Regions from separate parts of the Homo sapiens genome. Here regions 2 and 3 are each linked to region 1. Evidence: chromatin loops called from intact Hi-C (ENCODE). Cell type or tissue: GM12878. All regions are shown on one strand. Links, peaks and the distances in the headings refer to the core of each region. The heading gives the core; the rest is flanking DNA.

The links. Peaks named below come from ENCODE experiments on the same cell type or tissue, not always from the same donor. Only the 100,000 strongest peaks of a DNase experiment are listed, where the experiment ranks them.
Region 2: a loop joins it to region 1, with 9 times the contacts of the local background. A loop is called at or near these places in 3 of 110 quality-filtered maps.
Region 3: it touches region 1 in a loop (5-fold over the local background); 8 of 110 quality-filtered maps call a loop at or near these places.

Annotation. Positions count from the first base shown.
Region 1 is chr13:60,427,450-60,435,452 of GRCh38, forward strand. All of the region lies in intron 1 of TDRD3 (tudor domain containing 3), which reads left to right. It overlaps LOC124903178 (a long non-coding RNA gene), which reads right to left and starts at 4,771. Exons shown (of 3, transcript XR_007063814.1): 1 at 4,716-4,771; 2 at 4,455-4,590; 3 at 1,437-1,523. In GM12878, for the core only: a CTCF peak has its summit at 3,864; a DNase peak (open chromatin) is centred at 3,862; H3K27ac peaks cover 17 bases.
Region 2 is chr13:59,473,451-59,481,453 of GRCh38, forward strand. It overlaps the pseudogene RNU7-88P. Among named protein-coding and RNA genes, the nearest start is that of DIAPH3-AS1, 540 kb to the right of the region's middle. RefSeq lists an enhancer at 5,081-5,898. In GM12878, for the core only: no CTCF peak of the experiment used is centred there; no DNase peak of the experiment used is centred there.
Region 3 is chr13:59,902,474-59,910,476 of GRCh38, forward strand. All of the region lies in intron 20 of DIAPH3 (diaphanous related formin 3), which reads right to left. Among named protein-coding and RNA genes, the nearest start is that of DIAPH3-AS1, 110 kb to the right of the region's middle. In GM12878, for the core only: a CTCF peak has its summit at 4,164; no DNase peak of the experiment used is centred there.

The DNA of each region.
Region 1 (8,003 bases), core at 1,374-6,373:
GCAGCAGCTCCATCCTCTTTTCAAATCTTTTGTCTTCAGCTGGGATGTTTGGAGTCGGCTTCGCACGTGTCATTTGGAGGTCAGTCAGGTGTAGGTAGACAGAGTTTGGTGATCCCCTCTCTACGTCTTTCCTTTGACTGATCTCTCCACACTGTTCAGTGCTCCTGGTTTACCCACTATCCTTTTCTGTATAATAAGAAGGGCCACTGACACTCTGTGTAATTTGTATTTTCTTATTTATAGACTTAAGCTAACCAATAAGGTTCACTGAAAGTATTCATTCAGGAAGAGATAATGAATCAAGGCATTTTAAGTTGAATAGAAAATGTCCTTCTAGATTCTAAGCTAAGGGATGGATGGCCTTTCAAAATAATGTTTTTTATTTAATTAAATCAATACTTCTCAAGTAATTACTGGAATTTGTAATGGGTATATTTATTTCCTGTGGCTGCGGTAGCAAATTACCACAAGCTGGGTGGCTTAAAACAATTGAAATTTATTCACTTAACAGTTCTGGAGATCAGAAGTCTGAAATCAAAATGTCTTTGGAGCTGTTCTCCCTGCAGAGGCTTTAGGGGAGAATCAGTAACTTACCCCTTACAGCTTCTGTGGTTGCTGACATTCCTTGGCTTGAGGCATCATCAGTCCAGTTTCTGCCTCCAGCTTCATATGGCCTTTTACTTTTCTGTGTGTCACTTTACTCTGTGTGTTTATTTTTAAACTCCCTCTGCCTCTCTCCTATAAAAACACTTGTCATTGGATTTAGGACCTGCCTGGATTATCTAGTATGATTTTCTTATTTCAAAGTTCTTAATTTAATTACTTCTGTAAAGACTGTCTCTAAATAAAGTAACATTCACAGATTCCCAGGCATTAGGACATAAGCATATCTTTTTGTGGGCCACCATTCAGGCTACTATGAAGAGGTATGGGGGATGTAGTCAAATTATGTTTTCTAAGTTAATATAGGGGCCAAGGGAAAATTTTCCCTTCTGCCTCTGAAGGTTTGCTGAAGATCAGCTGAAGAAAGGCCGATTAATAGCAGAGGCATGCAAAATTAATTTTATCGTGCATAGCACAAGGGAATTACAAGAGAATGATTGTTTATACAATAGTGCAGTGGGGGTACAGAAGCTTATATACTCTTCACAGAGGAAAGGGAGATGTGGATAATTTTAAGGTGAAAAGTGATTTTTAGGGGAATTCAATGGGCTTGGAGAACATACGTCTTGAGACATACGTCCTCGTGCATCCTGAGACAAAGCCTTGTGGGCCCACAGAGAAGACAGTGGTTCTGTCCAGGTGTGTTGACAGACTTCAGTCTTTATTCCTGCAGTATGAGTTAATGAAAACTCAAGGAAAGGACCAGTGGTAATTTTCTTCTTTGAAGAGTCTGGAGTTTAAGCAGATAAGGGAGTATCAGAGTAAAGCTTCTTCTAGTATCTGCCAGTCTCCAAGGGCCTTTAATTTAAAATAATCAGCATACCAGGGTGCCATATTTTGGGGTGAAATTTCCTGGTCTCCTTCAATAGAAAAAAATATCTAATTTATTTGCAGCATTTCTATTTCAAAAATGTAAGCAACACTAAGCACTTTGTATTTAAGATGCATTTTAAAGAAATGGAAATGAGAATTACTAATTCATATTTATCAGCTGACATATATATGGGACTATTTCACTCTTTTGACAAAAAATTTATTGTTTAGTATTTACCTGTTTAGTGACACATTTAAATGGCTGCCCTTTTTAATTGTAATATTGTGCTTTTTATATGCCTCTTTCATTTTTTACTTCATTTTAATGTACAGGGAATCGTTATGCTATTAGATTGTAAGACATATGATTGCATATACTAGAAACAAATAGGTATTTGTCTTAACTGCCTATGATAATTGAAGTAGATTTTCATTTTTAAGAGTTTGAATGACATTAAATAAATTTTAAATGTAAATTGTAAAATGGCTAATTTTTCTCTGTGCAATATAATTTTAAACTTTATTGCTTACTAGCTCTTTCTTGACATTATTGTTTTAAATTTTGACATAAATGGCAGGTTGAACAAAAACAATAGCAGTTCATTTTGCATTAGAAATTCTGTTCCAGGCAGAAACAGTTGCACAGTCTAATGGAATAACTTACTTTCTTATTGTTAAAAAACTTTCAATTGTAAAACTGAATGATTTAAACAAAATAAATAATAAAGGTATTTCCTTCTTTCTGACACTTTTCTTTAGTTCTCAGTGAACTCCATGTGAGTAGCCTGCTAGAAATATGTAGTTAGGCTTACCAGTAAGGAAGCATATACACTTTTGACTATTAGCTGTAGCCTTTGAAGAAATTCCCTTTATCATTAATTTTATTCTCTTTCTTTCTCATTAGAGAAATTGTATTCTCTTTCTCATTAGAATCCAGATTTTTGAATATCATTATGTTTTGAAAATATTTTGTAGAATAAACAAGGGCACCATGTTTAAGAAGGAAGAAAACTAATACTTATTTAGCACCTACTGTATTCCAAGCATATGCTAGGTATTACATGCTGTCTCCTCATTTATTCTTAGAAAAACTCTGTAGATCAGTATTTTCAGTACGGTCTTTTTCGGCAAGGGTAAACTGAGGCACAGAAAGATGAAGTAAATTGACTAGGGTCCCACATGTATTGAAAGGTAAGGCTGAGATTTTCATCTAGTTTTCACTAGTTTCACTAAAAAGTGATAGTCTCTCCAGCTACTCATGAAAATGCCTTCCAATTTTTGTAATACCTTACATTTATAAATAGCATTTCTTATGGAAACTTAACCAAGTATGTGATCTCCTTGGGGTTAATTCTGGAAGGCCTCACCTTGAGAGACCCTCAGCATGGACTTTGTAGGCAGCAATGCTATGAGTGCAGTAGTCAGTGTAGTGTTTAGGGCATTAGGCTTCATGTAAGCCTTTTGAACTGATATATGGTTTTATAGCCACTACCTTTTTGCTGAGAAAAAGAGGACAGAAATATTAAGTAATCTCACATCTTAAAATCTGATTTATTAAAAAGTAACCCCAGTTCTGCTTCTGAATTAATGTATGAAAATATAGAATTAGAGGAAGGCTGTAAATTATAACCCCAATGAAAGTAAAAATATCTAGGCCTTCATTTTATACTTTTAAATTTATGTGGAGTCATGGTTTACAAAGATGAATAACAACATAGTTAGGTTACCATTGCCACTATACTATGTAATATATCAATTATGGGATTTCAAAGGAATTATTTACAAATTTTTACTTGCTCAGCTGTTACAATTTTTTTAATACCAAATAAGCATTCTAGGGTGAATGCCTTCATGGATTGGTTTATGTATGGGGAAAATATTTTAATATTTTGAATATGAGTCATAAAATAGAAGTTTGTTGTTTATTACCTATCTCACGATCATTTTAAAATCGTCATGCTGTATTTTGATGTCACAGAAAAGCAATTATTGAAATAATGCTGAAAATACTTTTTGTAACTATTCTACAGCAAAAAAGCATTAGTCTGTAATAATTTATGTGTACTTTATTTTTATAAAATCATCTATTTCCAGACGATATAGATGTAGAAGAGACGGGAAGAGAAAATTGTCTTAATATATCTAATGGTGAGGTATTTCTTGAATGCTTACTAAATGAGTTTTTTTTAAACCCTGAGTGATCTTTATATCAAACACAAATTCAAAATTATAGTAGTCTATTTTATTTTCTTTGTTATCCCTACTCTCCAACAAAAAACAAATGTCAGAAACCTTTAAGCTAGTTTAGTATCTCTTCAGGGTCTTAGCTTCAACAGGAGTATAATATTTTACTTGTGAAACAAGGTTGTCATCTAGTGGTGCTTTCAAGTAGTACAGCTTTCACAATTAGCTAGCTGATAGTCTTCAGCTTTTTAAAGGAAGTGCTTAACAAAAAGCTATCTAGGTTTAACTTTTCAGAATTTAAACACTTTTGAATACTGTTAAATTAGATATAAACTTACAAAGGATTTTCCCTAGAAATTTTTTAAATTTCCATCTCAATTTTTAAAATAAATTTTTTGTTTGGCTACTGAAATACTGATATTTGACCAGTGTGGATGTTAACCATGATGATATCAAGGCATTTCATATTGTTTTGCATCATCAGAAGTTGTTTATTTAGAAGAAGATTCTTAAATAGTGTTAAGTAATTAAAAATTTTTTTTTGCATATTAATCCTTTCACCAGCCTGAGCAACAAAGCAAGACTATCTTTACCAAAAAAAAAAAAAAAAAAAAAGGTGGAACTAATGTATATTTATGATGGCAAAGAAATCATAAAAACTAAAAACTGAAAAAATAATGCATATTAATAGATAGTTGATTAATGAGTAAAATAAATCTTATATTGAAAGTAGTTTACTACATTAAGATTAACACTACATGCTGGTACTTAGAAGTACTTTAAATAGTACGTACCTTTATTTATCTGATCCATTTATATATAAGCCACAGAGAAAATTAAATTTTTAAGCTAGCATTGATTCAAGTCCTGGTTTAATTGTTGGAATACAGATTGTGGTATTCAATGTGGGATAGGAAGTGGCTACTTTGCCTAGACAAGAAAAGAAAATGTGGTAATATTAATAGAAGAGGTACTTAGTTGTTAAGGGAAACAAAATAAAAGACCTCTTTTTTCATTTTCCACCATTTTTCATAGTACTCACTCCTCTGAATTACCTTTTGTAGAATTCTGATCCTTCTGTTTATTATGCTTAATAGAGCTTTTGCCATGGAATTCATGGATTCATTCAACTAACTGCTGGTGTTCCATTTTATATTCTCATGTGCTATCTTTCCAATATATCTGTAAGCTGTATTGAATATATTGATTTTATTTTTAACAGGTTATCTGAAGAAAATCTTGTGCCCCAATTCTTACTAGCATTTTTACCTTACTAATCTTGTTATTCATTATGGCAAAATACTGTATTTTCCCAAGTTATATTCATAAACAAGAACTTTCAAGCCATTTTCCTTCTGCCCTAGAGGAGGGAATTGGCAAGTTAATTCTTTCAGTGTCTCTGACTAGGTATAGTATAGTAAGAGTCTATAAGAATAATATATAAAACAAATTTTTGGCAGGTGTATTACAATCAATTTACACTATGGAGAGAGAAACAGTTTAGGCAGAGTGAACAGAGAGATCTTCGTATGGGTAATTTTTAAAAAATATCTTTACAACATTGAAGTTTTGGGAATTTGCAGTAGGTCAGTTACTTCCATATTTGCTAAGATCAAAAATATCCTTTAATAGAAGTTATTTTTTAAATTATCTTTTATGTTTTTTCCCTCTCTTGTCCCACCTTAGCTTGGGTAATTGGGAATTAGTTATCTTTATTTTCTTTGTGGCTAAGCAAGAATTCATTTATCAAACTCCCATTTTGGTATTTGGATATCATGTGCGGGGGCTAGTAACCTCAGTGTGGTAGCAGATAATCAGGTGTAGGTTAGAACCCCAAAAACTGCATGAAGCCATTTGATTTGGGTTTTATTCAGGGGCAATTAAGAACACCATGTACCAGTCACTGTCCAGATATCTTCTTATTTTTTTTGACATAGTCCCTATCCATTTGTGAAGAATGTTTTCACTCTTGGTTTTCTCATTGGCATTTTAAAGACTTTTCATGTGTCATCAGCCCAGTTTATATCAATGTGCAATAATTCTGTATTTTATTATTTCAGGAAGTCAAGTTGCAGTTCAGATTTGAATGGGCATTCATTATTTCAATGGGTGGCAGTGGGTAAAAGAGAATAAAACTTTAATGTTTGCTTTTATGGCTCACTTTCTGGCCAATTAAAACATTCCTCCTCCTTAAAAATATAAGTAGTCCTCAAAGTCTGAAGTAAGCATGGGTTCTTTATATGTCCAGTTTGTAAAATATTTATGTCAATGACCAGACTGAATGATTTGATACTTTTTAGTGTGATGTAAACAACTCACCAGAGAACATTTGTTACAGGCATAATTGTGTTCTTTGCTCTCCCAGTGCGTACAAAGTGACCTAAAAGATACTTGGTTCTTTTCTTGCTTGGAAAGGAAGTTGGCTATGAATGTTATACTATCTGAGGTACACTTACGGCACAACACTGTATGTCAGAGACAACTTGGAAGTGAACAGGAGCAAATAATTTAAATAAACTAATGTGTTTAATAAGTACAAAGTACATGTACCACATGCAGGCTGAGCCCTGTTTTGTTTGGCTTGTACACTGCTTTACGGAAATCTAAAAGCTAAAAATCAAATCTGACGCAGTAACTGCTTTACTAGTCCTCGTGCAGACATGGCTGCCCCCTTTAGCTCAGTCAGCTGATGTGTAGTTTGCCTTGCTCCGTTTCATTATCTATACATTATAGCCAGTGAGTAAGTTAGATTCACCGATTTTACCTGCTTTCAAAGAAATGGATCAAAAGAAAATTGGCCCTCTTCTTTCCTTACTGATGGTAAAGGGTGGTAATGGAGATCTACTATCTGGAACAATGAGTTTAAAACAATAGTGTTTGTTTTATCACAGTTTTCTGCCAATTGAGATTCTTGAGCTATGGTTTGGACATGTCTGTTTTATATGCCAAGTGACTTCTGAACACGACGTGAAGACAGTTAAGTGATTCTAAGACGGAATTTTGACATCTCATAAATAGAAGCATTTACTAAAGGAAGCATTTTCTAAAATCCCTTTTTAAAAAGTTTTGAGCACTTAAGGCTGGGTGTGGTGGCTCATGCCTGCAATCCTAGCACTTTGGGAGGCCGAGGTGGGCGGATTGTTGGAGCTCAGGAGTTGGAGACCAGCCTCTGCAACATGGTGAAATCTCATCTCTATAAAATAAAATAATTAAGTGGGCATGGTGGAGAGTGCCTGTAATCCCAGCTATTTGGGGGACTGAGCCATGAGAATTGCTTGAGCCCAGGCAGTTCAGGCTCTAGTGAGCTGTGTTTGTGCCACCGCATTCCAGCCTGGTGAAAAGTGAGACCCTGTTTAAAAAAAAAAAAAAAAAAATTGAGCACTTACTAAACTGCGGTGACTTAAAAATTGCATTATTTGAAGGTAAAATTAGTGAGAAATATTTGTCTGTTCTGTGAGTATAATGCAGAAATTTAGCCTTTTAATGCCCTGCTTGTCAGTAAAATGTATTCAGATGTTGTCATAGTTTAGATTAGTAATAAGTGGTTTTATAATATTAATGTCCAAAATCTCCATTAGAGAGTGAAAAAAAAAAGTGTGCTTTTGCTGGCTGTTTTAGTAAACAAGAACCCTCTGGTGTCAGTTTCTTCTTTTGTATCAATGCCCTTGGGTTTTAGGTGTTCAAAGATGGCACATGGGAATTGATGATAATTCTCTTCTCTCAAGGTCCACCAGGTGGGTGTGCACAGGGACCGTAACTGGAGTGCCTGCTCCACTTTTCAGTTGCTTTCTTTCCTGATTACCTCAATTAAGACTGGTGAATCCTGTGTTGTGTTGTTCTTCAGTTACTGTGTTACTGAAGTTCTTGAAGCACATTTTGGTCTTTGAGTTTTTGTTTTTTATCACTTGTTTTATTCATTGGTAATATTGGAGTTTTAAATGTTTATAAAAATGAAAAGATTAATTTGTAAATCCCAAATTATTGTTAATTTAGGCTCAGTCCTTCTGTGACAATCGTCCAGTATTAACAAAAGGATCAGTAAGATATTATTCAGGGAGAGCTGTGAATGGGTGCCCTGTTTCTTGAAAATTATGGAGTAAACCTATAAGGCTTAAGTTTTTTGGTTTTGTTATGTTCAGAAAACCTTTTATAGGCCTTATTATTTTCTTATTTCAATAGTTTTTTTGGGTACAGGTGGTTTTTGGTTACCTAGATAAGTTCTATAGTGGTGAATTCTGAGATTTTAGTGCACCCATCACTCAAGCAGTGTACACTGTACCCAATATGTAGTCTTTTATCCCTCACCCTCTCCAAACCTACCCCAGTAGAGTCCCCAAAGTCCA
Region 2 (8,003 bases), core at 1,693-6,692, 950 kb before region 1:
ATAAACTCCTAAAAGAAAACACAGAGAGGAAGACTTATGACATTAGTCTTGGCAATGTTTCTCGCATGTGACACCAATAACACAGGCAACAAAAGCAAAAATTGACAAGTGAGACCACATCAAATTTACAAAGCTTCTGTACAGCAAAGGAAACAATCTAAATAGAGTGAAAAGGCAGCTTATGGAATGGGAGAAAATATTTGCAAACCATATATCTAACAAAGGGTTAATATCCAAAATATATAAGGAAGACCAACAACTCAATAGCAAAAACCAATCCTATTAAAAAATAAGAAAAAGAGTTGAATGGACATTTCTCCAAAGAAGACATACAAATAGCCAACAGGAATATGAAAAGGTGTTCAGCATCACCAATCATCAAAGAAATGCAAAACTACAATGACATATCATCTCACATCTGTAAAAAATAAATTTTAAAAAAGAATACAGGCCGAGGCGGGCAGATCACCTGAGGTGAGGAGTTCGATACCAGCCTGGCCAATGTGGTGAAACCCCGTCTCTACCAAAAATACAAAAATTGCTGGGCGCGGTGGTAGGCGCCTGTAATCCCAGCTATGCGGGAGGCTGAGGCAGAAGAATCACTTGAACTCAGGAGGTGGAGGTTGCAGTGAGCTGAGATCATGCCACTGCACTCCAGCCTGGGCGACACTCTGTCTCAAAAAAAAAAAAAAGGAATATAAGGGTAAACAAAGATGTGGAAAAATTAATTGGAACCCTAGTGCACTCTGAGGAATGTAAAATGGTGGAAGCCACTATGACGAAAATCTAAAAATAGAATTACTATATGATCCAGCTTTCTGAGTTTTAATCCAAAAGAACTGAAATCAGGATCTCAAAGAGATATTTGCCGTCCCATGTTCACTGCAGCATTGTTCACAATAGCCAAGATGTACAAACAACTAAATGTTCATCAATGAATAAATGGACAAAAAAGTGACATATACATATAACTGAATTTTATTTGGCCTTAAGGAAGGAAATCTTGTTATATACTACAACATGGATGAACCTTCAGGACACTATGCTAAGCAAAATAAGCCAGTCACAAAAGGACAAATACTGTATCATTCCACTTATATGAGGAGTCTAGCTCATCAAAGCAGAAAATAGAATGGTGGCTGTCAGGAGCTGAGCTGACAAGAAATGGGGAGCTGCTTTTTGATGAGCAAAGTTTCAATCATGCAAGATGAAAAAACTTCTAGAGGTCTGCTGAACAACATTGTGCTTATAATTAACAATATTGTCATGTATGCTTAAATATTTGCTAAGACAGATCTCGTGTTAAGTATTTTGTATCAAAATTAAGAGAAAGTAGATATGTTAAAATTGAAAGTAAGAACCAAATAAGTGGAAAGAATTACAGTAGTATAAATTTTGCTTCTAGACCTATGGCCAGCCACAGTCCAAAACTGCTTTTGGTTTTGTTTTTCAAAGTATATTCCACAATTTTCCATGGCAACTTCCTCCATTACCCTTAGGAAATTTTTCTTTAAATGTGTCCTAACTCTGTCATTAAATACAGCATTTGTTTAAGTTTAAATATTTTATTTAGTACTTGTCCATATCCCTGGGATTTGTGTGTGTGTGCTTTTCCTTCCTTATACCATAAATATTTTTTTTAAATGCCTCTGAGACTTTCCTTGGTATTGTCCAGCAGATTGATGATCCTTAAACTTCATTATGCACTTGAGGCCAGAAGTTCAAGACCAGCCTGAGCAACATGGCAAAACCCCATCTCTACTAAAAATACAAAAGTTAGCCCAGCATGGTGGCTTATGCCTATAATCCCAGCTACTCAGGATGCCGAGGCAGGAGGATCACTTGAACCCAGGAGGGGAAGTTCAGTGAGCCAAGATCATACCACTGCACTCCAGCCTGGAAAACAGAGGGAGACCCTGTCTAAAACAAACAAACAAGCAAACAAACAAAAACAAACTTCATTTTAAAATAACCAATGCAGCCAGCAAGGTAGTTATCTCATCTGATTTTATTTTCTTGGTTATACTTTTCACTTTGTTACGTAGGCCTTGCCTTTCAAATGCCAGGAATTATATTCAATTTACCTCTTCTCTTCACATGTAACTACACATATTTAAATTTAATTAGAATTATATAAAATCTAAATGTTAGTATCCTAGTCACATTAGCCACATTTAAAGCACTCAACAGCCACATGTGGCTACATTACTGTATTGGACAGGACAGATAGAGAACATTTTTATCATTGCAAAAAGTTCTATTGGATGGCTCTGTACTAGATCCTACCCTTACCCTCCAAAATCCCTACTCATAATTAGCATATTAGCAGAACACAGCCTCTAAAGAAATCTCACTTGTCTCATCTGAAAAAGTGAGGATAACACTTTTTTGACTCAGGAAAGAGGACTGACCCACATTTCCTTTGAGGTTCCTTACCAGTATGATAGCCTCATTTTTGTGAATCCACTAAAACTTAACCCTTGGTCAGGAAGACAACTCCATTATAATAATGTTTCTCTGGAAAAAATCAAACTTGAATGACATCATCTCAATTCACAGCTTCTTTGCCAAGAATATAACCTACTTAAGTGTAGGAACTGCATTCCAGCTCCACAAATTCCTTATTAGGTCCAATATGGCAGGTGGTACTTAAACCATATCAGTTTTTTCACACCCCAGCAGGCCTTGAAATCACTGTGATAAGAGAATCTGCCTCTCTAAGAAGGGTCACAGCATGCCTATAAGAAGACATCTGGGAAGCAGAACATTTATTTTAAAATGCAAACTACGTAGTCCTGTAAGTAATTAATTGGGGAACATAAGTTGTATTTGAACTAAAACGGAACCTTTGATTACACTTAATGTCAGCTGGATGATTAATGTATCAAGTGTTTGCTGTTTACTAAACAAAGGATTTGTCTTTTTTTACCATCTGAAAAATTTTGTCTAAAACACTTATTTTCAGAGATGTGATCATTTCTTTGGCACTTATTGGACTGTTAAATTGAATTCATGCTGTCCTTCCACGTTTCCCAGACTACTCAGGAAGTATGAAAATGGGAACTGATGAGCAAGGCCTGGACATGTTTCCACATCTACTGTGTTCATGTTTGTTAATGCAAGTCAGCCCTGCACAGAGATCTACCACCTGGACCAAGAGCAGTATACTTTGCTGCTTGGGCAGCTTTCCTTCCATGTCTAAAACAGAGTAACTTTCCTAAATTGGGATATTACTCATTTTTATCACAAACCTTGTGGAGATTAACGTATTATATCAGAAACCATCTAAAATGCACAGATACAATTAAATGACCATAATTCCCAATGCAAAATATAACAGGAAAGATTATCAAACCACTCTCCCTCTACCCTTCAAGTCTTAATCTTGGCTCTAGGTTTTCCTGAGCAGGAAAAATGAATTGGGGGAGAAGTGAGTGCTTCTCTCCATCCTTGCACTAACTTTCCTAATCTTTAATTGTGCCAATTCAACTTCGTTGTGTTATTCTTGGCTTCTCGCCTCATGAGGGACCAGAAGTTTGTAAGCACATAGAGGAAGCAGTGGTTTTTACCTTGGGGCTCATCAACCTCCAGAAAATAAAAGCAAAATTATATAAATACCTGCATTTCTTTTCTTGGGAGAAGGTTAATAGTTTTCATTAGATTTTGAAAGAAGTCCATGATCCAGAAAAGATTAAAAAGTCTCAATTTTGATGGATTTGGAATAGAATCAAGTCACTGATGAAGTTACTGCCTCTGCCACTAGTGGGGGCAGTGAGTGGGTACAACACAGCAGCCAGAACCTGTGTGTCAAGAGCCCTTCTCTCATCCCAGCTTTTAATAGTTGAGATGCGATCAACAAACACTGATGATAGACTTTAAGTCCCGTGATACTGTGATTTATAATGAGAAATACATATTTGGTCCGTATTCTCATTTCTGACACACAGCTCCTAAAATCCTAGTAATTTCCTAAGTGATAAGAGTTACGGAAGTATCTTTGGTTATAATATTTGGTCTTTTGTCCCAGGTTCCTAAAATAGCTCCAGAGTGTTTCTTGTTATGCATACCAAGCCCCTTTCAACCACACCCAAGTTTATATTAATGAGGTGATTTTTCAAAAGCCCCTAGAAAATCACTGGATGGGGGCTAGATGCCAGAGGAATTAATCATGTGATTAGAAGGTTGGAACTTTACCCCTAACCTCCGAGGGGCAAGGAGCTGAAGCCTGAATTGATCATCACTGGTCAATAATTTCATCAATCATGCCTACAGAATGAAATGTCTATGAAAACTCAAAAGGACAGGGTTTAGAGAACTTCTGGGTTGGTGATTAAGGAGGATGACATGCCCAGAGTGGGCATGGAAGCTCTGTGTTCCTTCCTTCATGCCTTGTCCTTTGCATCTCTTCCATTTAGCTGTTCTTGAGTTAACTGGTAAATGTAAATAAATGTTTTCCTGAGTTTTGTGAGCCATTCTAGCAAATTATCAAACCCAAGGAGGATGTCACAGGACCCTCTGATTTATAACCAGCCAGTCAGAAACACAGGTGACAACCTGGACCTGTCAGCGGCCTGAAGTAGAGGCCGTTTTTTTTGTTTTGTTTTGTTTTGTTTGTTTTTTTGAGACGGAGTTTCGCTCTGTCGCCCAGGCTGGAGCGCAGTGGCACAATCTCGGCTCACAGCAAGCTCCACCTCCCAGGTTCACGCCATTCTCCTGCCTCAGCCTCCCGAGTAGCTGGGACTACAGGCGCCCACCACCACGCCCAGGTAATTTTTTGTATTTTTAGTAGAGATGGGGTTTCACCGTGTTAGCCAGGATGGTCTCCATCTCCTGACCCTGTGATCTGTCCGCCTCGGCCTCCCAAACTGCTGGGATTACAGGCGTGAGCCACCACACCTGGCCAGTCTTATGGGACTGATCCCGTAACCTGTGGGATTTGATGCTATCTCCAAGTAGATCGTGTCAGAATTGACTTAAATTGTAGGACACACAGTTGGTGTCTACAGAGAATTGGAGAATTGCCTGGTGTGGAAAACCCACACATCTGGTGTCAGAAGTAAAGTATTGAGGGTAGTAGAGAGTAGAGGAAAAAAAAAAAACAGTTTTCCTTTAGTTGGTGGAGAGAAGGAAATAGTTTTCCCTTACAGCCCTGAAAGATTGGCTGGTGACATGCGAGAGCTCTGATTGCAATAACATTCACCATTATTTGTTGATACACATTCTTCCATTTAATCTTAATACTCCTTCAAAGCGGTATGATTACCCCATTAAAAGATGAGAAAACCGAGAATCAAACTGGCTAACTAATTTGTTCAAGATGACAAAGTTACCACATTGCAGCACTAAAATTAGAGCCCAGGTCACTCTGATTCAAAAAGCTTATTCATTAATACTGCCCAGCTAGGAATATCTGTCCAGCTTCTAGGAATGGACCTTCAATTCTATCATCCCACCTAAATCTGAAAAGGTAGCACATTTCATGATTCTTCCAGCAGGGCAAAGCAAGGCTAATTTTAGAAGTCTAATGAGAAAGGATTAAGGTACTTCCTGTTAGACAGTCAACACGAGTGGCTCTCATTAGCAACAATAAAAACCCAGCTTGTACGGTCGGTCGGCAAAAGTAGCAGCCTCCGCTTTCTTTTGTGATTCTCAGCTGGGTTGCCCCTTTAAGAAGCTTAGCCCACATAGTCACATTCACAGATCTTCTAAGTCAAAATCTCTTTTAAAAACACCCAGGAGCGATCCCTAACTACCAAGGAGTAAGACATCCTTTCAGGAAAGAACGTTGAAGAGATTTATCTGAATGTCAGCAAGTTTCACCCAGTCAAGAGAAATCCATCTAGAAAAGAGATTTTATACAATTTGTGAATTTTATTCAATTCAACTTTTATTTATAGTTGCTCTATGTAGGAATTGTGCAGAATGCGGCAGAAGAAGGTAAAATGTACAGAATGGGATGTTCTCCACCGGAGGTTCACAGTTCATTGGTAGAGACAGATACACATCCAATATGTACAGTCCAGCAGACAGTACTAAGTTGGAAAATTGATTTCCAACCAAAATGCAAGAGGAGAACAAGAGAGGGAGACAGTGTTTCTGATTGTTGGGCAGGGTAGAGACAAATCTGAGAAAAGCTTGTGGAGAGTATGGGCTCTGTGGATAGAGGCAAGTAAGATGTGGATGAATACTAGCATCCCAAAAGCATAGAAGCAGAGGTTGTGCAGGTATCTGGAAAAACAATAATGTCCTGGGAAGGCCAGAGAGTAGAGGGACAGGCCCATCCTGTAGACCCACGCCACTCAAAGTGAGGTCAAAGCCAGAGCATCCTCGGAAACACCTGGAAACTTCAACATACAAAAAGCCCAGGCGCCACCCTGGACCAAATGCATCAGAATCTGCATTTTTACAAGATCCCCAGGTGACTCATATGCACATGAATGTTTGAGAAACATTGCTGCAGACAATGGGGAGCCATTGGAGGTCCCTGGGTGAGAGGAGTAATCTCTTCTTAAATGTGCTTGGGAAATGCAACTTTAGGAAGCACAGTAGAGGGCACACAGAATGACCAAATGAATGAACAGTTATTCAACCAACAAAGTCTTTTGAAAATATGAATGTTAAGTGTTACAGCTCTTTTAGAATTGGTCTAGCAGGTTTTCTGGTTTGCACTAGAAAAACCATAGAAAGTGAAAATAGAAAATAATATGAATAGTCCTCTATTGGAAGGATGATTAATAAATGATACCCCTGTACTCATAGCTCCATCATATTTGACTGTAAGGTAATTAGGATATTAATTTTTAAATGCAATTTATTCATCAGATGGGAGGATAAGGAAGTAAAATCAGGTTGTGGCCAAAAATAACAGTTTTCACTTTAGTTCACTATCTGGAATCTATGTAACCATACTGTTTGATTTTAGATTGTTCAATTTTTTTAATACTCTCTGAAATCTGATGGCCAAGGACCCTGTAATCCAAGATAAGATTGATCAGGCTGGCCCAGCGCCCTAATTCCAAAATACTCTCTAGCAACTCATACACTCTCCCCCATTCCCCAAACACCCATTTTGAGATAGCCAGGATAATTTTCTTCATTTCCTGCCCAGACAGCTGTGGAATGTTGTAATTCATTGTTAGGCAGCTGCAGCAATCCTCCTTAGAAAAGGATACATCTTGTCAAGGATACGGTTATTCTCAAATTTTGAGTTTATTTTTTAAACAGTGATGTACCCACCAAATGTAGAAATAGTCAAGCCTGAGAAACCTCAAAGGGAGGCTGGATCTAACATACGCATCCCTGCTTAGAGGTCAGTGCTACAAATACCCTCACCAGGTTGCCTGTAATCTCACTGCTTCAGCAAACAGTCCAACCCACTCGTGTTGGAAAATCCTCTGGACTCCTGAAAATAACTCCTTCCTGGCTGAGTAAACCTTAACCCTCTCCTACAAGCCGATAGGAAAATGCAGCACATCTAGAAGGTGAAGAGTAGCAGATTTTCATCCTCAATTATCTCCTCCCTCCACATCCATAAAAACAGCCCTGCTATCTAATGATCTTTACTATAAAACTGGGGAGAGGAGAGCAAAACGAGATTAAAATCTCTCCACACTGTGTGAGTGTGTGTGCATGTAAGAGGGTGTGTGTGTATGTGTGTAGCTCTGTGGGAGGGAGACAGAGACAATCACATAAAAATTGAAAATTACCCCAGATGACAATAAAATAGAAGAGACAGAAGACTCCAGGGAGCAGCAATGATTAGAGTGAGTAGGAGTGTCGTGTGAAGGCTAAGAGGTTAGACTATTTGGGAAATGTGGGGTATTAGATCAAGGAAGGTCTGTTACTATACCATGTCCTATAATTTAGATATTGCAAATCACAAACAGGATAAATATGAAGGAAGCTTTCCTACTCTTAACATGGCTGCTTCTGCTTTCATAATAACCTCTCATTTGGTACAATTTTAATTTTTTAAGGCACCTTAGAGTTGGCAAAATGGATCC
Region 3 (8,003 bases), core at 1,719-6,718, 520 kb before region 1:
ACTTGTTTTCTTCATAAATTACCCAGTGTCAGGTGTTTCTTTATAGTCCTAGCACTTTGGGAGGCCAAGGCAGGCAGATCCCTTGAGGTCAGGAGTTCAAGACAAGCCTGGCCAACATGGTGAAACCCCATCTCTACTAAAAATTCAATAAATTTAGCCAAGCATGGTGGCGCACACCTGTAATCCTAGCTACTCGGGTGGCTGAGGCATGAGAATCGCATGAACTGGGGAGGCACATGGTGCAGTGAGCCAAGATTGTGCCACTGTACTTCAGCCTGGGCAATGAAGTGAAACTGTCTCCAAAAAATAAAAGTAAAAATAAAGTGACAAGAAAAACAATGACTGAATGCTTATCTTAAAAGATGCATACCTCTAAGATTTAAAATAGCTAGAAATATAGTTATGAAATAATAGTTTATTATTTCAAACCAATGTTCTCACTGTGTAATGAAAGATTTCCAGACAAGATTACCAAATGGCCATCTAAAGCACCATAGAACTTGAGGGACCTTGGACAACTGGACAAAGCAGTAGCAGTGGATGAATGGAACTTCTCTTTTCCAGGAAGAGAAGACAGTAGATTCTGCCAACTTCAGACTGACACAACTTATGTAATTGACAGACGAGATCAAAGATGAATTATTAAACAGAAAAGGAAGTAGTAATTACAAGAAACCAAAATGGGTTCTTGAAAAAAATTATATCAGAGTAACTGTATGTCTTTGTTAGGAGACTGAACTCTGGGAAACATGATTGATTTTGTATCTGGACATTTGCAAAGCTTTGAAATATTCAACACCTAAGGAATGCAAGAAAGACTTGGAGATATTTAGTCTGGGAAAGTGTTGGTTTGGTGGAGATATCCTTTCAGTTTCCTCACCTATCTTGGTCAATGTTTTTTATAAGTGTTTCAGTAAGCCATGATTCTTATACCAAATCACAATTTCCTCAACATCTTTTATGAAATAAAACCACTAAGTACTAAAACAAGTATTGTATAGAGTACCATGAGTAGTCACACTCAAAACAACATGGCCTTCTGAGTTAAAAATCAGGAAAACGTTCAATCTAAGATGTTGTACTAGACAAACCTAGAAGTTAAATGGCAAGATCACTTAGGGTTTAAGTTCTATTCTTTAAAAAAAAAAAAAAAGTGTGAATTATGCACCAAGTTATTGATTTCTTGGTCTACTTTTGAATTAACCCATTTTCACTCATAGAGAAATCATCTACAGATTCATTTTTAACAAAAAAATCAAAAATACTCAAAATGATTTTTAAAAACACTGTTTTCATTTTATTGTTCTTGCTATACTTTTTCCATCCTTTCTGTTCATCTATTCTTTATTTCATACATTCACTTAACATACATGTATATGTTATGTGGCACTATGTGTCAGTAGATGTGCCATGTGCTGGGAATAGAAAGATGAGCACAATACACTCTAGCCTGTCAAAAAGTTCAGAGCATAAATGAAGACTGTGACTTGTAAAATAACACTTATATTCCAGTATAATACAAGCCATTTAGAGATATGCACAGAGTTCTCTGGTAACAAAGAGGAAAGATACTGAATTTTGTATAGAATGAAGTGTTAGGGAAAGCTCCCCAAAGAGGCTTCCTCAAAGGGGAAAGAAGGGAAAGGCAGAATATTGACAGGCTTGAGCATGATGCTTTCAGAGCTCAACAAATTGTCTAGCAATGATGAGGCAGAGAGAAAAAAAGTAAGATAGGAGGTAGAAGGGGAATGTTAGGAACTGCTTCATTTAAAGACGTAATGCTGGGTGGGAAGGACGGGATTACAGATGAGCCTGAGGAAACATTTAGGGGTAATGGGTATCTTCATTATCTTCATTGTTGTAATCATTTCATGGATGTTTTCATATGTCAAAATTAATCAACTGCTGTACTTTAAATATATGCCATTTATTGTGTCAGTTTACCGAAATGATACTTTTTTTAAAAAGTTTTAATGCTATTCTAAGAATTTTGGGTAACCGTGTGAAAGGCTCGGGGAGCAACTGAAGGAATTTAGAGTCAGTGAAACATATTTAGGGGCATTTCATTCTCCATTTTACATCTTTACAAGATCCTCTATTTAATCAAATTAAAGAATTAACCAACTGCTATTTTCCATGCACCTGTCATGTACAAAGGACCAATGCGTCCCTAAAAAAAAATCACATCTCTATCGTTAAGTGAGTTATGCAGATCTTCATTTTAATTCACTTTTAAAACCAAACTTCAAAGATGCAAGATACAGCAGACGTCATAAATAAAAATAAAAAGACAAGTAAGAGGCAGTGAGAAAAATTGCAAATATTTACAAGAGTAGCGCTATAGAACATATAAGGAGCTCTTACAAGCTACAAGGCAATAAAATAGGAAAATAAACAATATTAATAGGCAATTCTAAGAAAAAATATAAACAACCAATAAATACATAATAACTGCTTCGATCTCATTTAATAACCAAGAAATATGAAATAAGTAAAATAAAAGTCACCAACTAAAAAAGAAAAACAATATTAATGATTATGCAAGGAAAAGAATCCTCACTTATATTATTCATAAAAGTGTAAGTTTGGCCAGGCACGGTGGCTCATGCCTGTAATCCCAGCAGTTTGGGAGGCCGAGACGGGCAGATCACGAGGTCAGGAGATCGAGATCATCCTGGCTAAAATGGTGAAACCCCGTCTCTACTAAAAACACAAAAAAATTAGCCGGGCGTGGTGGCGGGCGCCTATAGTCCCAGCTACTCGGGAGGCTGAGGCAGGAGAATGGCGTGAACCCGGGAGCCGGAGCTTGCAGTGAGTTGAGATCGCGCCACTGCACTCCAGCCTGGGCGACAGAGCGAGACTCTGTCTCAAAAAAAAAAAAAAAAAAAAAAAAAAAAGTGTAAGTTCACATGCCTTCTGGAAGGACAATTTGACAGTAACTAGCAAGATTAAAAAGGCCTTTCAATTTAGCAATTCAAAGACTAAGTATGATTGTGAGATGATTTACATCTCTTCACTCTCAATTTATTTAATCCTCAGAACAATACAATGTAGGTAGGCACTATTACTGTCCCTGTTATAGGCAAAATAACGGTCCCTCAAAGATATCCATGTCCTAATACCCAAAACTTTTGAATGTGTTGCTTTACATAGCAAAAGAGACTTTGCAGATGTCATTAAGGATCTTGAGATGGGGAAGATTATCTTGGATTATCTGGGAAGGCCCAATATAATCACAGGGTCCTTATAAGAGGGAAGCAGGAGGGTCAGAGAAGGGGTTGTGATGCCAAAAATAGAAGTCAGAGCAATGCTGAACCATGAGCCAAGAAATGCTAGCAGCTTCTCAAAGCTGGAAAAGGCAAGGAAATAAATTTTTCCCCTAGAGCCCTCAGAAGGAATGCACCCAAGCTAAACCATTTTGGACTATTGATCTCCAGAATTGTAAGATCATAAACTTGTGTTGTTTTAAGCCACCAAGTTTGTGGTAATTTGTTATAGCAGCAACAGGAAACTAATATAGTCCTACTTCATAAATAAGAAAATGGAGGTATCAAAAAATGAGTAACTTCCAAAGATCATATAGCTAGGAAGAGGTACAGCTAGAATTTAAACCCAGACAATGTGCAATACTAATGCACTGCCTTCAAATACAAAGATGTATACAGAATTATTTTTTAAAAAACCTGAGGCACGGAGAGAAACTACAACTAAGTGTCCTTCATTAAGAGAATGATTAAAAGGAAAAATCATAATATGGGCTATGAAATAAAATGCACGAATTTAAAAACAGTACAACATGAAAAACATATTCAAAATATATGACACAGCCAAAAAGTTTCAGAACAATGGATTTTTTAAAATGTTCACGTGAACATGCATACATTGGTAAATACACAGAAATGGAATTAGAAGTACAACAGATTGTTAAAAATGATCATTTGTGTGGAATGAAAAGAGGTAGTGGGATACGGGGGACATCTACATTGTATTCAATATTTCTATGTTATTTGAATGTTTTACAACAAGAATATATGATGTATTTTAAAGCGAGGGATTTTTAATGCAGGGAGATATGCACGAATTTCCTACAACATTTTTCATTAAAAAGGCCTCAGCTGCACAAAGTTTAAAAGCCCTGCCCTACAGTGACACCAAATGGTGGTAGATCAAAATACAGCACACAAACAGGACATTTGTTCGATTCAATCTTCCTATAAATGTTTGATTTCTTTGAAGAACAGGAAGCTTAACAGAATTAAATAACGTGGAGACAAATACTCAAAAACCTAGAATTTTTAATCAAAGAAAGTCTAGTACACCAAGCTTCAACTGCAAATTTTTAGGCCTCTTTCCAAACTTCAGCTAATCTTCTGATCCCACTGAATATTTACATAAATCATTTCTCACAGTTAAAGCATGCCACTGTGAACACAGTGATTTTACCTAATAGCTTATTGATCAAAGAAAGCCTACAAATACAAGAAATGCAGTCATAAAACTAAAGTCAGGCTCTACTCCATCGGAATCAACCCTTGGTAAGTAGGTAATATTTTGGAAAGATGGACGAGAAGGTGTTGGGGATAAACAGGGATGGAAAGAATCCAAGAAGAGACACAAGCAATGACTCCAATTAATGACAAAGTATATTTTCATTTGTTAATCTAGTGATAGAAAATTAAGCTGAGTAAAAGAGGAGGCTATTGCCTCTCAAATATACACCAATTTCTCCACAAGAAAATTTTGTCCTGGACTGTCCAGGGAAAAGAATATTTCAAATTAAGCACATCAGTCAGTATTCAGTGTCCTCTGCCCAGAACCTAAACCAACAAAAACAGCATGTAAATGGCCTTATTCATTACAAGCCACTATAAAAAGATACAGAGATAGACCACCTCTCAGGGCACTCCTCTAAAACACCATTTGGCCAGGATCCTTAGTCTTTTAGCATTAAATGAGAGTTTATTGGATTTTTGATGTGTTACTTTTCATATACCAAAATCTCCTAGAAAACACAGGACATATAAATATATGATCATCTACAAAAAAAAGTCAATAATATAATTAAGCTCTAAGGCCTTGAAATCATATAACTGGATTTCAATCCTAATAGGTACAAGCCAACTTACGACCACATGTTACCAGCACTACTTTACCCCACTCATGGATAATCAGCTCTAGAACACCTTGAGAGCTATCCTGATCAAATGAGTGCATGTCCAGTGACAAGAACCACAAGGAGATCAGTTCAAGAAGGTAACTTAAGTTTCTGAATTACTATATAAGTGACAGATGAACAACTAAGAACTGAGTACCACAAAAAGTATCCATGTCTACTACATATACATTTATGACTTAATTAGAAAGAGAGGTAATATCAGCATTAAATAATTTTGCTTCCAATTTCAACAGAGACATAAATATGAACATGAAAGTCTATATTACAGAAAATGTGAAAAATTAGGCACATCACATGGTTTAGTGGTTAGAAGTTTCAAGGATATACAATTTAATAGAAATTGACATAATTCCCACAGTAAATTTGTATACCATACTCTACAGGATATAGAGCCCTAGAAAACTGTATCTAAGTGATACATGATAAAAGTAAGACATATGGCCGGGTGCAGTGGCTCACACCTGTAATCCCAGCACTTTGGGAGATCGAGGTGGGCAGATCACAAGGTCAAGAGATCAAGACCATCCTGGCCAACATAGTGAAACCCCATGTCTACTAAAAATACAAAAAGTTGGCTGGGCTTGGTGTTGTGCACCAAGCTGTAGTTCCAGCTACTAAGGTAGCTGAGGCAGGGGAATCGCTTGAACCCAGGAGGCGGTTGCAGTGAGCCGAGATCGTGCCACTGTACTCCAGCCTGGTGACAGAGCTAGACTCTGTCTCAAAAAAAAAAAAAAAAAAAAAAAAAGTAAGACATTTCCAGTATACAAACTATTTCTGATATATGCTAATTGACCTTAATTGACATTGGTTACTAATATTTTAGATGTCTTACTTTTACACCCTGCCTTTCTATCAAAGAGGAAAATAACATAAACATCAATATCCTGGTGGAGCTACATCTTATGTTTTTTAACTAATTCTTATGGAGAATTAAAGTTGATTATATAATGCAAGCAACTTGACTGAATTTAATCTACTGTCTCAAGTTAGGGTATCAGTTTAAATAAAACACAACCTTTCAGAAAAAATTGTAATTAATATGAATCAAATTAATGAATTCACATAACTGGATAAAAGAAAACTTAAACTTAGTGGCAAGTAAAAACTGTAGAATTTTAACTAATTTTTGTTCAAATGAAAATGCTAGAAATCATAACATCAGTCTACGGAACCTAAAGATGAAAGAGTTAAGAGCTAATTTTTCTACAGTGAAAAACAAATGAAAAGTCAAGCTTTGGTCCTATTTGGAGCTGGGAAAGCACTAACACTACCCCAAACTCTTGACTTTTTCTTATATCTAACTGTGTGATGATTTTTCAGGTAAAGATGATTAGCACATTTCTAATGTACTTTAAATCTAGGCTAAATCAAGAAGTAAACATGTTTTTAAGGCAAGGATGTCTTGTAGAAATCTGGAGTTTAATTCACTTCAAGTTAATTGCCCATTTTTGATACAAACACTTCAAAAAGTTTATTACTTTAAAAATGAAACATTATTATGGAAGTCTTACAGAAATACACTTGGCAATTATAACCAATTTCTTAAAATCATCAAATTACTGTATTATTGATAATGTTGATAAACTGAAAACACATCATTCTTTAGTAAGTTAGCAAAGGTTTTTAATCTAGAAAGGAGTACAGAAAATTTCAGACATTCCAGACTGTCTAACACTCTTTGTCCAGTATTTTGTTTTTTTTTTTTTTGGTTAATTATCAAGGATTGTTTGGAGCTTTAAGCAGGTTTCCCACTTCTCTTTGGAGAGCAAAAGTTGAGAAGTAGTAGCAGCCAGATTGGAAATGGTGAAAAATAGAAATGGAAAAAGGTAAAATCTAAGAACATTACTATTTGACAAAAAATAAAATAAAAATATTTCATTTTGTTCCTCAACTTTCATTCTGATTTTTCCACCAATACAATTACCTTTTAAAATATTAGTACCACAGAAACCAGAACCGAAAACAATTTGTTCAAGAGTATATTGTCATAATCAATAGATGACTAAGGCATTGTTCATATTGTCTGTAGAGGATGTTTTTCAACAACGTTATTCCTTCCAAATTATATTCCACTGGCACTCAGGTATGACCCAGCATGGAATGTGTACATTCCAGATTAAGTTTGAGTTGACATGTCCTGAAAGGGAAGTGGTCCATCACCATCTTAAAATCAAAACTATTACCTCTAGCATTGGTATCTGGGAATCCAGTTGTTTTAACTGCTGATCCCTAAAAGTACACTTTTTGTAAATCAAAGCTCTTTGATGTGAATTCTTAATTTTTAACAAGGCATAACTTGGCTATTTTAAGTAAATTGAAAATATCTGCAAATTTGAGCAGTCTTCTTGAATCACTAGAACACAGAAATAGTTTTAAATCTTTACTATAATGGTAGGCAACATAAAAAGCTACTTGTTAGATAGACATTTTCATATAACCTTGCATGGTATCAGATTTAATGTACATGGAAAATATTTCAAAATTGTAATTTTATATATTATTTTAATTCAAGTGTCAAAACATAGGTAAAAAAAAAACACTCTAAATAGTCTGTGGTTAAAAATGTAATGCAAATTCTCCCTTATTCACCTATTCTCTTATGGAAGACATGGCAAATAGAGTATCAAATAGACAAACTAACCAAATAATAGAAAAGCAAGCAAGCAGGGAAATAAAGAAAAAAGAAAGGAGACAGAAAAGGGGCAGGCGGGGAAGAGAATACCCTGAAGAATTGGAGTAAAAAGTAAAAACTTTTTTTGTTTTCTTAAAGACAACGAATTTAAAAGTTTTAGAAAAGGCCGGGTGGGGTGGCTCACACCTGTAATCC